Regions from separate parts of the Homo sapiens genome. Here region 2 is linked to region 1. The links are chromatin loops, found by intact Hi-C in ENCODE. Cell type or tissue: GM12878. All regions are shown on one strand.

Region 1 (8,000 bases):
AATATCCCAGAATTTTACCAAGAGCTTCCCATCTTATTTAGGAACATGGTCTAGTGTTCCAAAATTTAATTTATACAGTGAATTTTATCTGAAGCTTGAATGTACAGCAGGAGGGATTAAAGTCATCCTAGTTCCATATCTAGCTGTCTTGAGCGAATGGCAAGCAGTTGCTTATACAAATTCCCTTCCTTGCAGTGTTAAGCCATCTTTCAGTCATCCGGTGCCCAGGCAAGGACATTCCAAATCCTAGTTTAGAGTTTCTTTTTCAGGGTTTCCAACAGACAGTTTCATCTGTTAGTGCCCTCTGCTGGACTTTCTCCAAGTTCTTTTCAACCTCCTGAATCCCAGAGTGGACGCAGACTGGATGTCTTCTCCCACTAAGGCCTTGACTAATCTGGAGTGGAGGGAGGTGTGCTTTTTGACCTTGTAGCATGCTGCACTCCTTTATAAACACCTTGGCCTGGAGGTTGCTCTTTTCATGGTCTCCGAAGACTGGTAGGTTTATTTAGGGAGCAGCGTGAGTTGCCTGGGGTCCAGGTGGCCTATATCATTGAAAAAGGCTCATATAAGAGAAGAATTGAAAGGGTGTGTGTGAGAGGGTGAGGCAGTGTCTGAATCTCTGGAAATTCTGCTCAACAATATTATTTCATGGGATTGAGTGGAGGAGTGGTTGGCAGCAATTCATCCATTTAACTTCTTTTTTTTTTTTTTGAGACGGAGTCTCTGTTATCTAGGCTGGAGGGCAGTGGCACGATCTTGGCTCACTGCAACCTCCACCTCCCAGGTTCAAGTGATTCTCCTGCCTCAACTTCCCGAGTAGCTGGGATTATAGGCGTGCACCATCACACCTGGCTAATTTTTGTATTTTTAGTAGAGACAGGGTTTCACCATGTTGGCCAGGCTGGTCTCGAACTCCTTACTTCAGGTGATCTACCCGCCTCGGCTTCCTAAAGTGCTGGGATTACAGGCGTGAGCCACCGCACCCGGCCCATTTAACTTCTTTAAGACTGTTGAAAAACAAGCTCAAATAATGGGAGGAAATAGGGCCAGGCCTCTGCCGAGGGTACTGGAGGAGGAAAGATCCTGTATATACCCTATGCCTGTTGCCACCATGGATTTATCTAGAGTCCCTCCAGCTCGATGTTCACCTCTCTGATGTGTTCCCTGGAGCTTTCCAACAGAGGTGTCCACCAGCTACACCTTGTTCATTTTTCTGCTGTTGTTGCATCACAGTCCACGGTGAATATTTGTATGTCTTAGACTGGGAGCTCTTTGCTGGAGAGACCTTGTCCTGATCATCTTTACAGTACTGTCTCCTAGCACAGTGCTGGGTACATGAGAGTGGTAAACGGAATTGAACTAGAATGCCTTTTCTTCTCATTTCTGCATGTCTTGAGTCTATCCAGTTTTAAGTGGCAGCACAAAAATCTTGTTGTTAAGACAGAATTGTCTTACTGGTCCCAGAAGGACATGACATTTCTGCATTCTGTGTTCCCATAGCACTTAATACATAGTATTGAGAGTTATCATTTTTCTGCTTTTAAATATAGTTATTTATATTGAATCTTACTTTCCTGATTCTAAGCACTTTGAGAGCAGGATCCTTGTTTGATTCACGTCTTTCTTTTCCTATAACCCATAAAATGATGCCTTGCATATAGGATAATGGCACCTGGCATTTACATAGCAGTTAAAATGTGGCAGATGCTCTTTTTCATACTTCACATTTCTTTCTCTTTCTTTCTTTCCTCCTTCTTTCTTTCTTTTTCTCTTTCTTTCCCTCTCCCTTGCCTCCCCTCCCCCCTCCCCCTCCTCTCCCCCTCCCATCCTCTCCCCTTCTCCCCCTTCCTTCCCTTCCCCCTCCCCTCTCCCTCCCCTCCCTTTCATTCTCCCTTCCCTCCCCTCTCCTCCCCTCCCCTCCCCTAGCACAGTGCTGGGTACTTGAGAGTGGTAAATGGAAAATGGAAATGAAAATGGAAACGGTAAGTGGTAAATGGAATTGTCACTGGACTAGCTGTCTTGAGCGAATGGCAAACAGTTGCTTATACAATTCCCTTCTTTGCAGTGTTAAGGCATCTTTCAGTCATCGGTGCCAAGGCAAAGTCATTCCAAATCCTAGTTTAGAGTTTCTTTTTCAGGGTTTCCAAAAGACAGTTTTATCTGTTAGTGGCCTCCCTTTCCCCTCCCTCCCGTCTCCCTTCCTTTCCCTCTCTCTCCCCTCCCCTCCCTTCCCTCCCTTCCCCTTTCCCTTCTCTCTCCCTTCCTTCTCCTTCTCCCTTCCTTTCCCTTCCTTCTCCCTTCCTTTCCTTTCCCTTTCTCTTCCCTTCCCTTTCCTTTTCCCTTTCCCTTTTCCTTCCCTTTTCTTCTCTTTTTTTGTTTTTCAGATGGAGTCTCACTCTGTCGCCCAGGCTGGAGTGTAGTGGCGCGATCTCGCTCACTGCAACCTCCGCCTCCCTGGTTCAAGTGATTCTCCTGACCTCAGTCTCCCAAGTAGCTGGGATTACAGGCGCTTGCCACCAAGACTGGCTAATTTTTTTTATTTGTTATTTTTTATTTTTTTTAGTAGAGATGAGGTTTCACCATGTTGGCCAGTCTCATCTCAAACTCCTGATCTCAGGTGATCCACCCGCCTCGCCTCCCAAAGTTCTGGGATTACAGGCGTGAACCACCACACCCAGCCTCTTCTCTTTTTCTTTCTTTGTCCTTCCTTCCTCCCACCACAGTCTTCCGAGTAGCTGGGACTCCAGGTGTACACCATCATGCCTGGCTAATTTTTTTTTTATAGAGATGGGGTCTCACCAGGTTGCCCAGGCTGATCAGGAACTCCTGGGTTTGAGCGATCCTCCGGTCTCAGCCTCCCAAAGTGCTGGGATTACAGGCATGAGCCAACCCGCCTGGTTCCATACTGTAGACTCTTAACCATTGTCTTGATGATGCTTCGTGTACACATAGCGTGATGTGAATACTTGTTGGATGCATGTAGTTTGATATTTATTTGAAACCAATACACAGTTTGAACATGACCCATTGCTGCCTTCTCTGCCATCTGAACTGTTTTCTAAGCCATGGGAAGGCAGGCCAGAGAGGGGCGCCAGAAAGGAGGCAGTTCCTGGTTCCGGTTCCTGAGGCTCCTTATTGGTTTTCCTTGTAGTTCTGGTTTGGAAGTCTACAGTGCCATCTAGTGGGTAAACTTGCAAATATCAGCTTAGAATTATTTTTCTGAAATCCTGGTAGATGGCCTTGAGTTCTGGGAGCCCCCTTTATTAGTTTAAAATTTTGATTGCCGGGGGAGGATAGGGGGACTAGGAAGAACCAGCCCATCCTGGCTCAGCGGGGTCAAGTTTGACCCCTGCTTTGAAGAGGCTGCAATGCTGATTGTGGTTGGCTTGGTTGAGCCCTGTTGACTGTTGTAAATGGTGTGTTCTCCCACAGTGTAGACCCTGCTTCTGGAGCTGTGTGGGCTTTGGAATTTGAGTTACAGTCATCTGTGTGCTGCCTACTGTGGAGTAACACTTGTCCCAGGTTGTATATAAGGGGATGCTTGATTCATATAACAGGCCAGTTCCAAGTAAGACATCTCATGAGTTAACGACATTATAGTGAAATTTGGTTATGTGGAGTTGGTAATAGGCAAATCCATCCGAGCTGGCAAAGTGAAAATGATGAGCAGCCACTGCATAGTGAACGAGCTGTAAAAACGTGCTGCATGGAAGGGAAGGAGAAAGGGATTCCGTACACAGTGAGTTCTGCCGAGCAGCCGGAGGCTTTGTGTATGGCGCTGTTCCGGTTTCTGGTGTGTGTGGTAACGTGTATGGTTTCTTGTGTCTGTGTTTGAAAATTGGATGTTAATTGCCTTTCAGGTCATTTACTTCTTGCTGGAAGAACGGAACATAAGAGCATGTGGTAACTGTGACCACAGAACTCATGTGCTTTGGCTGAGAGTGTACAGACACTGGAGCAAGCACTTGCTCGGCAAGATTGTCCAGTGTGCATTCTACTGGGCATCTAGGCTAAGGAATATACTCTATAGAGACCAATGCATCTTAGTGCAGCAGGCGATCCACCAGAACAAGGAGAAAATGTTGGTTATGTGGTAGCCTTGGTTATAGTGACATTTATGGTAATAGGGATTTATTATTAATAGAACCTATGTGAAGCAGGGGTTGGCCAACTTCCTGGTAATAAGGATTTATTATTAATAGAACCTATGTAAAACAGGGGTTGGCCAACTTTCTCTGTAAAGGGCCAGATGGTGAGCATTGTGGGCTTTGTGGGCCTATGGTGCCCACAACTCTGTCTTAGTTACTCAACTCTGCCTTAACCACTCAGCTCTGACATGGTAGCAGGAAAATAGCCAAAGATAATATGTAAATGTAGGCTTAGCTGTGTTCCAGTAAAACTTCATTTGTGGACACTAAATTTAAATTTCACATCATTTTCACCTGTCATGAAATATTCTTTTTTGGATTTTTTTTCTTCCAACCACTAAAAAGTACAAAAACCACCCTTAGCTCACGGGGCTGAGCAAAAACACGTGGCTCTAGATTGAGCCTAGAGTTTCTAGTTTGTGGACTCCTGATCAGATGGCTGGAGTATTTAATAATAATTAATAAAAATGATTTGTTCATCAGCTATGCCAGCAGTTAGTGTCATGAAGTGTCTGATAAGCTTTTCTTTCTCTGGAGTAAGAGGAAAGGCCATTCTTTCCCGTATTATTATAAGATATGACCTCCCAAAAGAACTCTGCCTGAACTAAAGCTGTGTAATTATCTCACTTACAGTGCCTTAAGGTGTGGAGAGTCCACCCTTTATTCCTTCTTCTATTTCTCATCCGCCTCAGCCTCCCCTGGAGGCAGAGTAGCAGACTAAGTGACCCCAGACCCCATCCAGCCTTTTGCCTTACTGGAGAAGCAGACTAGGTGACCCCTGGCCCCATCTAGTCTTCTGTCTTACCGGAATCTCCCTCCTCCCACACATCTCACACCCTCCCCACAACACCCCACCCAGTCCATGTCAGTGGCTTGAGAGTCTCCGGTGGGCTGAGGAGAATGGGATTATAATCCCATCAGAGAGAGGAAGAGGAGTGGGTAGAGAGAATGCTGGAGGCATTTGCTCTTTGAGGTTTATATAGCCAGGGAAGAGTGTGGTAGCAGGGCGAGATGGGCCTCTTCTGTTTTGGCTGGCAACAGACAGTCTGCAGGTGTGATGGCTGGGGATTTTATCAGCCTTGTGTCATTTCTCATATGGTCTAACTGTGCATTCTCTATGCTAGACTTACTTGGGGGAACTTGTATCTTTAAAATTTTGTAACCCCATGTCTTTGTCTAGTTGAAGTCTAAGTGACCTCCCCCAGGGTTGAGAAAGAAGCTGAAGTTAACGGTTGATATCCTATGTCTTTCCTCAGCAGCCAACAGAGCAGTCAGCAGAGCAGCCACGATGATGATTCTAGCAGGTTCCTGAGTCCTCGAGCGCGGGAAGAAAGGTAAGGTCCAACTCCGAGGGCGAGATGGGGGCAAAGAATAGAGGGGGTGGGGTGGAATGTTTGAGGAAGATTGTGCCTCTGCTCTGTGCAAAAAAATGTGGAAAACTGAAGAGGAATGGGAGCGCCTGAGACCTCTGTGCTTGACTGATTAGAAAGACAAAACTTTCACCCCATAAAGGAGAAGGAGCAACACAAAGGGGCTGGTTCCAGAGGCTTTTTGTGTTCAGCAAAAGAAGTCAACGTGTGGCAAACCAAATAGGTTGAAAAGACTTCATACTGAGCAGGGCTTGGTGGCTCACACCGGCAATCTCATTACTTTGGGAGGTCGAGGCGGGCGGATCACTTGAGATCTGGAGTTCGAGACTAGCCTGGTCAACACGGTAAAGCCTCATCTCTACTGAAACTACAAAAATTAGCCAGACATGGTGGCATGTGCCTCTAATTCCAGCTACTCCGAGGCTGAGGCAGGAGAATCGCTTGAACCTGGGAGGCAGAGGTTGCAGTGAGCCAAGATCGCGCTACTGCACTCCAGCCTGGGCAACAGAGGGAGACTTCGTCTAAAAACAACAACAACAACAACAACAAACTTTACAGTGGAGTTAGGACTTGAGTCATGCCCTATAGGTTGGGTACAATGTGGGTCAGGAGGTGAAGGGCATTTTGTGCCTGAGGAAGCTGCATAGCCCAGGATGTCAGGTGTTGGATGGTGTCAGGTGGCAGCAGCGTTAATGAAAAATGAGGTGGGATGTCTAGGATGCAATGAAAATATGGAGGCTCTTCAATGGTTGGTTGAGGATTGGAGATACAGCTAACTAAGCACTCAGTGTGAGGACCAGCCAGCACCTGCTTCATGCAGTGCCTGTGAATTGTAGACAGAGGTAAATTTGCTGTAGCAAGTTAAACTTCTTTGCCTACAGAAAGTTGATGGTATTGACGTTAACCAAAAGGAAGTCTCAGCTGGCCTACCGCAGGGGCTCTGCTTTTGGTCTAGCTCTGTTTATCGTTTTTATCAACAAGCTGGGTGAAAAAGCAGAAGGTACTTTTACCACATTTATCAACTTATGGTGGACCCTCTGCTGAGAGGGGGTAGAGAACACCAAGGATGATAGAATCAAGACTTAATATTATTTTGAGTAGAACAATGGGTGGAAATCAAGGAGATATTTTCTTTTTAATGGAAATGTGATTTTTTAATTTTTTAATTTTTAATTTTTTTTTTTTCTGAGACAGAATCTCGCTCTGTCACATAGGCTGGAGTGCAGTGGTGCAATCTCAGCTCACTGCAACCTCCACCTCCTGGGTTCAAGAGATTCTCCCACCTCAGCCTCCGGAGTAATTGGGATTACAGGCAAGTGCTACCATGCCCCGCTAATTTTTATATTTTTAGTAGAGACGGGGCTTCCCCATGTTGGTCAGGCTGGTCTTGAACTCCTGGCCTCAAGTGATTCACCTGCTTCAGCCCTCAAAGTGCTGGGATTACAAGCGTGAGCCACCATGCCTGGCTCACTGTGAAGTCTTGAAATGTCTATGAAATGTGATCTTGTATATTTATGTTAGAAAAGATTTATTTCGCAAGTGTAGAATTGCCGCAGGGAGCCTAATTTGATAGCATTTCATGTGAAAAAGAAAGAATATTTTTATTTGCCAGCCAAATATGAAACAATAATATGACACAACTACCAAATGATCTTTGAAAGTTTTTAATTCATTCATGGGAGCATGGTGCATGGATTAAACAAAAGAAGAAGATGTCACTGTAATCTGTACTAGTATGACCATATTTCGTGTATTATTCCAGTTCTTTGAAAGTGGATGTGGATGCATTAGAGTCCATAAAAGAATGATTATATCATAACTATATCATTATAATAAGAGTTGGTTGCGGCCCTCTGAGGTGGCTCACATCTGTAATCCCAGCACTTTGGGAAGCCAAGGTAGGCAGATCACTTGAGGCCAGGAGTTCGAGACCAGCCTGGCCAACATGGGGAAGCCCCGTCTCTACTAAAAATGCAAAAATTAGTCGAGTGTGATGGTGCACGCCTGTAGTCCTAGCTACTCCGGAGGCTGAGGCAGAATCACTTGAACCCAGGAGGTGGAGGTTGCAGTGAGTCAAGATTGTGCCACTGCACTCCAGATTGGGTGGAAAAAAAAAAAAAGAGTTGGTTGAAGGAAAGGGATTTAGCCTGGAAAAGAGATTTTTAGATATCTGAAAGCTGAAGAAATAGAACTGGAGGGTTAGAAGTCAGTGAGAAGGATTGCAGCTCAGGATAAGAAAGCACTCTTCCATGATAGAGCTGTACTAGCTTGGATTTTCTATCTGAGAACTGAGAACGAAGTGACTAACGGGTGGGGCATGTATACAGCGTGGATATGCTGAACAAAGGGATGATTCACGTTCCAGGTGGGACAGCAAGCGATTTCATCGTGCTTCTCAGGATGACACGTAATTTGAAACTGATGAACTGTTTATTTCCATTTAATATTTTCTTTTCTTTTTCTTTTTTTTTTTTTTTTTGAG
Region 2 (8,000 bases), 76 kb after region 1:
CTACTGAGGCAGAGCCACATGCGGAAGGTCAGAGGGTAGCTAGGGGCAGACCATGTCCAAAACTTGGTGGCTTGCGGTGGTGGAAAGAACATAGGACTTTGTTGTATATGTGATTATTTAGTCTCTTTCCATGGTAAACCTGGGATTGTGGGCAAATGAAATTACTCTAATTTGCATAATTAAGGCAAATTAGATGCATGCCCATGTTTTAAAGGTCCCCAGCCCCATTTGTAGCCACCTGTTGGTAGTTTCTTCATTCATGGCCTTCCTTTTTGGGCAGTTATGGTTGCCTATAAAGAGGACAACTTGCCTTAGGATATTCCCCAGTAGGTGAGACTCTGAGTTCTGCCTGTGAGCAGTTCCACCCATCATCCTTCTCAATTTTTCGCTTTCATTTCCCTATGCTTCTCTGCAGCCCCTGGGCTCCATATATGTATGCTCCTACTACACTGACTTCCATAGAATCATGACTACAGATTATTTAATTTATCCTCGTTTTCCCCAATCCCATTTTTTTCCTCCCCAGGAATCAACTCCATTTCCTTGCCCAGTCCTTTCCACATAGGAGGCTTAATGTCCTGATCACACATGGGGCCCTGTGCGTTCTCCTCTGGAGAAGAACACTTTTAGAGTCAGCCATCCTGTGTAGATTCTTGCTTGTGGTCATTCAACACTCTGATGCTGAAAATCTAGAAAAAGGAGGGATTTTTCTTCCCTTAGTATATCCCAGAATATCACCAAATTTACCTACACACAGTTGTCTTCTCTTTCTTTCTTTTTTTTTTTTTTTTTTTGATTTTTTTAATTTTTTGAGATGGAATCTCACTCTGTCACCCAGGCTGGAGTGTAGTGGCAGAATCTCGGCTCACTGCAGCCTCCAATGCTCCTGCCTCAGCCTCCCCAGTAGCTGGGATTACAGGGGTGCATCACCACGCCCAGCTAATTTTTGTATTTTTAGTAGAGACGGGGTTTCACCATGCTGGCCAGGCTGTTCTCGAACTCCTGACCTCTCAAAATGCTGGGATTACAGGTGTGAGCCACTGCGCTCAGCCTGTCTTCTCTTTCAAAGGCAGCAATTTTCAAAACCAAAAAGATTACAGTAAATGTAATCGGGTTGAGTTAAAACCCAAAGATCAAAGGAAAGGTAACATGGGAGAATTTGACCATTCTAAATTTGTCTATTTCTCTAGTCCCTGATGAATGACATCTCGTTATACTGAATAAAGTTGCAGGTGTGCTCATTATCTCTTTGACTCAATTTTCTCTTCCGTGAAATTGGAATAATAAGATTAAAGGAGATATGACCCACTGTGCCCTTCATAAAGTACCTACAGCAAGGCCTGGCAATACCTTCTCAATGAGTGTTAGCTCTTTTTATGTGGGAAATTATTAAACAAGAGGAAGGATATCTTGGATTAAAGAAAATTTTAATATCTAGAAAATATAGATCACTAGTCTATGTTTTCTAAAGTTATTTAGATACTAAATTACTAGAGAATTAGGTTAAAATAGTATAGACCAATGATTCCTAAACATTGCCGCATATTTCAATCACTTGGAGATCCTTCAAAAGCTCTGATACCTGGCTCCCACCCCCAGACATTCTTGTTTAGTTGGTTATGTAAAAACTCTCAGATGATTCTGAAGTGCAGCAAAGTTTAGGGAGCACTAGTATAGATCATTTGGTGAATTTGTAGTTGAAGCTGGCTGAAAATGTAGATTTGGTTGTAGTGAACACTTAGAAAAGAAAAAGATAATACCCAGGAGCCAGTTATTCTATTTGGATAAGATTAAAAGAAAATTGGAAAAGAGAATTGGTGTGCATGGTGAAATGGGGTTTACCCCTAGTAAGCTCTGTTCCCAGTGAGCTAAGGGCTAAGTGTGTTTATTCTGCTGGGCTGCATTTTGTCCCAGGGAAGGCTTTCATATGTATCCATGTGTACATGATAAAATTTTACTTAAAGGGTGGCTACCTGATTGAATGGCAATGTTGGTTGCTAAAGGGTGAATGTTGTGTTGGAGCCATCTGAATCCTCAGCTTCCTCACCCTTCAATCTCCTGGCCATTTCTTGCTTTAAGTTTTAATTACGTAGACATCACTCACCTCATGAGAGAGATGCAGGATTAATGAGAGGTCTTGGGTTACAGCTGGGTCAGAGGCAATCAGTATATCCATTTGGACACCCCTGAACCAGCCTCCGTGGATTAGAGTCTGAGTTGGGGAACTCGGAGAGGACAGAGTGGACATCTGTGGAACATCAGTTCTCTTGCATTAATGGCTCATAATGCACAGACTATATCCTAAGCATTAATTCAGGAAAGAGTTATTTAATAGGGTCTCTAGAGTCCCTGATGGCCAGTGTATACCAACTCGTTTATAATTCAAGGACTGAGTTAGAAGATCTTTAATGACCCCTCCCATTAAAAAAACTTTGGTCAGATGTTGACCTCTTTGGCTAACAATCTAGCTTTCTTCCTCTTCCAAACTTCCTGACAGACTGTCTATATACCCTCTGTTTCCTTGACCCTCTTTCACTCTCAGGGCAGCCAGTTGTTTGGGGCAGCACTGCAGAATCTTGGAGACAAATCCTGGTTTCTCTGTTTACTCTGTATGTGATCTGGGAAAATTCTTCAGTCACTGAGATGCCTCAGTTTCCTCTTCCATAAAGTAGGGTCAGTGGATAAAAGGAAGGAATACATATTAAATGTATAAAATCCCTGCCTGGCTCATAGTATACTTTGAATGCTTTTAACCATTTTATTGGAGGAATAACTTGAGGAAGGGATGATGTCCTACTCATCTGAGTTTCTTTTTGCTCATCCATATAGTAGTGTATCAGTGAGGGTCCCATAAGACAGAAACCACACCAATAATTTGAACAGGGAAAATTTAATATTAAGAATCATTGGCTGGGTGCAGTGGCTCATGCATATAATTCCAGCACTTTGGGCCGCCAAGGTGGGAGGATCGCTTGAGCCCAGGAGTTTCAGAGCAGCCTGGGCAACATAGGGAGACCCCATCTTTACAAAAAAAAAAAAAAAAAAAAGAAAGAAAGAAACAAAATGCCGGACATGGTGGTGTGTGCCTGTAGCCCCAGCTATTCCGGAGGCTGAGGTGGGAGGATTGCTTGAGCCCAGAAGGTTGAGGTTGCAGTGAGCCGAGATTGTGCCACTGCACTCCAGCCAGGGCAACAGAGGGAGACCCTGTCTCAAGAAGGAAAGATAAAAGAATCATTAACAAGTAAAAACATGGAAAGGTCTCTGAAGAATGGAGGTATAACAGATGCCTCTTGTTATAACAGATGTAGGGAGCAGCTCCTAGGATTGAGCCACTCACTCACTGAAGGACAAACTTCTAAGAAGGCTCCCTGCACTTCCTCCAAACCCAAGGCTAAAATTCAGAACTTATTGGAGAGGGTGTGGCCATTGCCCAGTGTATGGCACAGAGGCTCTAGAGGTTCTGGGGACTGGGGCACATAAGCTGGAAACTGCCCATTAGGGTATCAGTGAAACTCATTGGGAGGCTGGTGACTTCTGCAGAAAAGCACCAGAACAAAAAAGGGCAGCCCCTTCTAGTGTCTCTCTAGCGCCCTCTACTGACAAGATATAACATTGTGCCAGCCGGCAAAGAAGAAACGTTGACAGGGCACAGCTCCAGCATCACAAGGCAGGGAAAAGAAGGGTGGATTTGCAGCTGAGGGGCAATACATGGATACGTAGCCTGAGTAGGAACAACGGAACTTACCTTGAAGGGTTGTTTTGAGGGTTAAATGCAATATTATACAAGCACCTTTTGCCTTGTAGATGTTTATTTATGGAAGTAGCATGGTATGGTGAAAAGATGGATTTTATTTTATTATAATTTTTTGAGACAGAGTCTCACTCTGTCACCGAGGCTGGGGTGCAATGGTGCGATCTTGGCTCACTGCAACCTCTGCCTCCTGGGTTCAAGCAACTCTCCTGCCTCAGCCTCCCAAGTAGCTGGGATTACAGATGCCTGCCACCACACCTGGCTAATTTTTTGTATCTTCAGTAGAGATGGGGTTTCACCATGTTGGCCAGGCTGGTCTGAACTCCTGATCTCAGGTGATGCACCTGCCTCAGCCTTCCAAAGTGCTGGGATTACAGATGTGAGCCACTGTGCCCAGTGGAAAAGATGGATTTTTAGAAATAACTGTAGGATCATGGGTACTTAAAGTACAGGCTCCTGATACTCAGTTTTCTCATCAGTTTGATAAAATACTTTTTTTTTTAAAACGGAGTTTTGCTCTTCTTACTCAGCTGGAGCACAATGGCACGATCTCGGCTCACCACAATCTCCATCTCCTGGGTTCCAGTGACTTTCCTGCCTCAGCCCCCTGAGTAGCTGGGATTATAGGCGCCCACCACCACGCCTGGCTAATTTTTGTATTTTTAGTAGAGACAGGGTTTCACCATGTTGCCGAGCCTGGTCTTGAACTCCTGACCTCAGGTGATCCACCTGCCTCGGCCTCCCAAAGTGCTGGGATTACAGGCATGAGCCACTGCGCCTGGCCTTAAATAAATTTTATAAAAGGATAAAAGGCATAAAAGCACCCCTGTGCCTGCAATGGTGAATTCTCAGTAACTTGTCGATCCCTGTTTCTCTTCTTCTTTGTATCCCACACACTCAGAAATCTCCTAAATGACTATGCTTCAGAAAAGCACTCGTGATTTGGATGATAGTTTTAAAACAATGAGATTCGCTTTTGCCTATCATTCTCCATGATTCAACAAATTCAGATTTATGTAAACTGTTTGGAGTGCTACTCTGTAAAAGTTTTTAAATTTTATTTTATTAGTATGCAGGTGGGATTCAGAGACGTAAGATCTTAGCCTTTATTTTCAACATCTCCCATGCATGTCAACAAAGATTATCAAACACAGGAAGTGAATAAAATACTATGTAGACACTGACCCTCTTTATATAAAATGTGATTGATCAGGTCTGGGTTGAATGGATTGGTTCAGTTGGATTTGCAGGTGTATCTTAACTTCTCTTTCTTAGCCCTGATTCATCTAGGGTGGTCTCTGGAAAGTGCTTTTGACACTGCACAGGACTCTCAGAAACCTCTTTTCCTTTAAAAAGTAGAAGATAGTGTCAGTTTTCTGTATCTCTGAAGGAAAGGTTTAATTCAGAGAAAGGTACCCACTTTTACCTCAATTTCCTAAATTCATTTACAGAAAAGCAGCTTGGGAATTTAGGCACCAAATAGCTGTGAAAGTGTGGAGATTGAGTCCGGAGGCGTAAGTTCCGTTTGTGGAAGTCCTGTTGGCTTTGTTAGGATTGCAGCATGTACCTGCTCTTGGATCAGCTGGTCACCCCAGAGTTTGTGCTGTCCTTTCAAGAAGGACAAGGGCAGAAAGTATGAGTGCCTCTATGGGAAATTATAAACACCGTTAGGACAAAAAGGCCCATGCCTTCCTAATGGCATGTCAGTAGCCCCTTCTTTTCACACGCAATGTAATCGTTCAGAGTAGGACTCGGGTAAGGCAGATGGGGTTTCAGATACAGGCTCTACTACTTAATAACCATGTACTATAGGCAAGTTATTAAACTTTCTACCTCTTCGTTTTGTCATCTGAGAAATGGGAATAGTAAGTAGTATCCATTTCATATACTGTTGATATAATTCAGTGAAATAATTCTTGTCAGGGGTTTAGCAAATTGCACTGCACATAAATAGTACTCTTTTGCTATCATCAGGATAGTTTTGGTTTTATTGTAGCTCAAGTGAAGCGCTTCTCATCATGAAAGCCTTGTATTCTGTAACAGTAGACACAGTCCAGATTCCCTGATTCGCTTGTTTTGTTACTTTTCTATTATTTAATGTGTCCATTTTGAGGGTAGCAGGCAAATAACATTTTGGTGACTGAAGAAATACCACGCACATACTTCGTGCATCTTAAGGAACTGAGATCTTTCTTGTATCCAAACTCAAGGCTTCTGAATATCTGTCTCACCACTAGAAAATATTTTTCACTGTGTTTTTCAACAGTAGCTATTGCTTTTGACCAATATTGATTATAGTAGCTGTAGTTTACTGGACAGATACATACTATGTGTCAGATGCAGTGAGAAGCAGGTTGCATGTATTTACATCATTTAATCCTCACATGTTCCATTAAGATTGAAAGATCGGAAACTTAGTGAAGCTAACTTTTCAAAGAGCACAGAAGAAGTAATTGATAGGACTAACATTTGAAGTTGTATTTGTCTGGTCCCTGACATACGGTTTTAACCCATTGTATTTAATACAAACCATGAAAATACTAACAATGTAAGCCCATATACAGCTGTACATTTTGTAGTGGAAGAAGTAAAGTCCCCTCAAAATTAGCACAACTTGTTCAAAGTTACATAGTAAGTGAGTGGGGAAGTTAGGACTAGGACTCTGGCCACTTGATTCCACCAACCCCTGTGTCTATGCCTTAATGGAGGAAAGGACATTCAGTGCAACTTTTTTTTTTTTTTTTTTTTTTTTAATGCAGAGTCTTGCTCTGTCGCCCAGGCTGGAGTGCAGTGGTGCGATCATGGCTCACAGCAACCTCTGCCTCCTAGGTTCAAGAGATTCTCCTGCCTCAGCCTCCCGAGTAGCTGGGATTACAATTGTGTGCCACTATGCCTGGCTAATTTTTGTATTTTTAGTAGAGATGGGGTTTCACCACGTTGGCCAGGCTGGTCTAAAACTCCTGAGCTCAAGTGATTCACCCGCCTCTCCCTCCCAAACTGCTGAGATTACAGGCATGAGCCACCATGCCCAGCCCAAAGATATTTACTGAATATGTGTGTACCCAGTACTCCTACATGCTGGAGGGACATGAAAGAAAAAATAGCCTACGATCTTCTCAGGGATGTAAAACCAACAGAGGACAACAGAACCTGCAATTAAGTTCTAAATGTATACTGTAAGGGCAGGGGCAGGAGAGGTACCCAACCGTTCTCGGGTGCTTTCACATGCTTTTTTGACTTCATCATCTTTTCAACAGTACAAAGGAGGAAATATGTAGTATTAGCATTTTCAGATGAAGAAACTGAGTTTGAGATAAGAGTACGTGGGTGACCAACAAGCAATGCAACTCAGTTTTGGTTTCAGATCTGACTCTAGTCCAAGATCTTTCCGTGGATTAACAGAGAAGAGCCAGAAAGGCATTTCAGAAGAAGTCGGACTTGAGCCAGACAAGGAGGGAGGCTGAAATTGGGGCATTGCCAATATACCTTTCTTTGGAGCTGGGATTCCTCTAGGTAACGGAGGCAGGGCCAGACAGCCCAGAACTATCTGCTTCCCGGATACTGTGCGGCTGCTGTTCTATCAACGGGCTGCAGACAGAAGCAATCTTGGAAAGACTTTTCATGATGAGCCTGCAGGGGCTGGCCCTCCCAGAATGAGACATTTTGCCAACAGATGCCCAAGAAATATTAGCTCTCAGCATGAGTTCGAGCAGGATGCAGGTGACATCAATGGATTGTAATTATTATTCACCTTCAGCATGTTTTCCTATGCAGCTGCAGTGGACAGACAAAACTGTCTTTTTGGAAGATTCAAAGCATGAGAATGCATAAGCCAAACATTTGCTGTTCAGGGTGGTCCCGGAATAGCAACGTGGGCATCGCCTGGGGTTTGTTAGAAAGGCTGACTTTTGGGTGGTCCCCTAGACCTGCTCTATCAGAATCTGTGGGTGAAGAAGATTCTTAGGGGATTAAAGTTTCCCAGGCATTGAGCTAACCATCATCATTGTTAGTGTTGTCGGTTTTGTGCTACATCCCTCAAGAGATGACAATGGTTCTCAAATAGTTGGGGTGTGAGGCAATTAGTTAATCGCCATGGGTCTAGAGGCAGGTGATCTGGATTCCCAGCTCTGCCTCTTTCTTGCATGGGACCTTCACTTTTCCAGGACTCAGTTTCCAGATCCACTAAACAGGTCAGTATTTAGGTGATTGTGGTGGGAATGAAATGATTGAATGTAGGCAAAATGCTTTG

Evidence for each region. A loop is a pair of places that touch in the nucleus more often than their neighbours do. Peaks named below come from ENCODE experiments on the same cell type or tissue, not always from the same donor. Only the 100,000 strongest peaks of a DNase experiment are listed, where the experiment ranks them.
Region 2: a loop joins it to region 1, with 4 times the contacts of the local background. A loop is called at or near these places in 1 of 110 quality-filtered maps.

Annotation. Positions count from the first base shown.
Region 1 is chr11:123,475,412-123,483,411 of GRCh38, forward strand. GRAMD1B (GRAM domain containing 1B) reads left to right here. Exons shown (of 20, transcript NM_001387025.1): 2 at 5,405-5,482. Among named protein-coding and RNA genes, the nearest start is that of GRAMD1B, 49 kb to the left of the region's middle. RefSeq lists enhancers at 3,010-3,304, 4,960-5,009, 5,050-5,169, 7,729-7,778 and a silencer at 6,407-6,496. In GM12878, CTCF peaks have their summits at 316 (motif pointing left) and 3,169 (motif pointing left); DNase peaks (open chromatin) are centred at 3,140, 3,840, 4,250 and 5,236; H3K4me3 peaks cover 818 bases; H3K27ac peaks cover 2,077 bases.
Region 2 is chr11:123,551,499-123,559,498 of GRCh38, forward strand. All of the region lies in intron 2 of GRAMD1B (GRAM domain containing 1B), which reads left to right. Among named protein-coding and RNA genes, the nearest start is that of SCN3B, 99 kb to the right of the region's middle. RefSeq lists an enhancer at 7,986-8,000. In GM12878, a CTCF peak has its summit at 3,592 (motif pointing left); no DNase peak of the experiment used is centred here.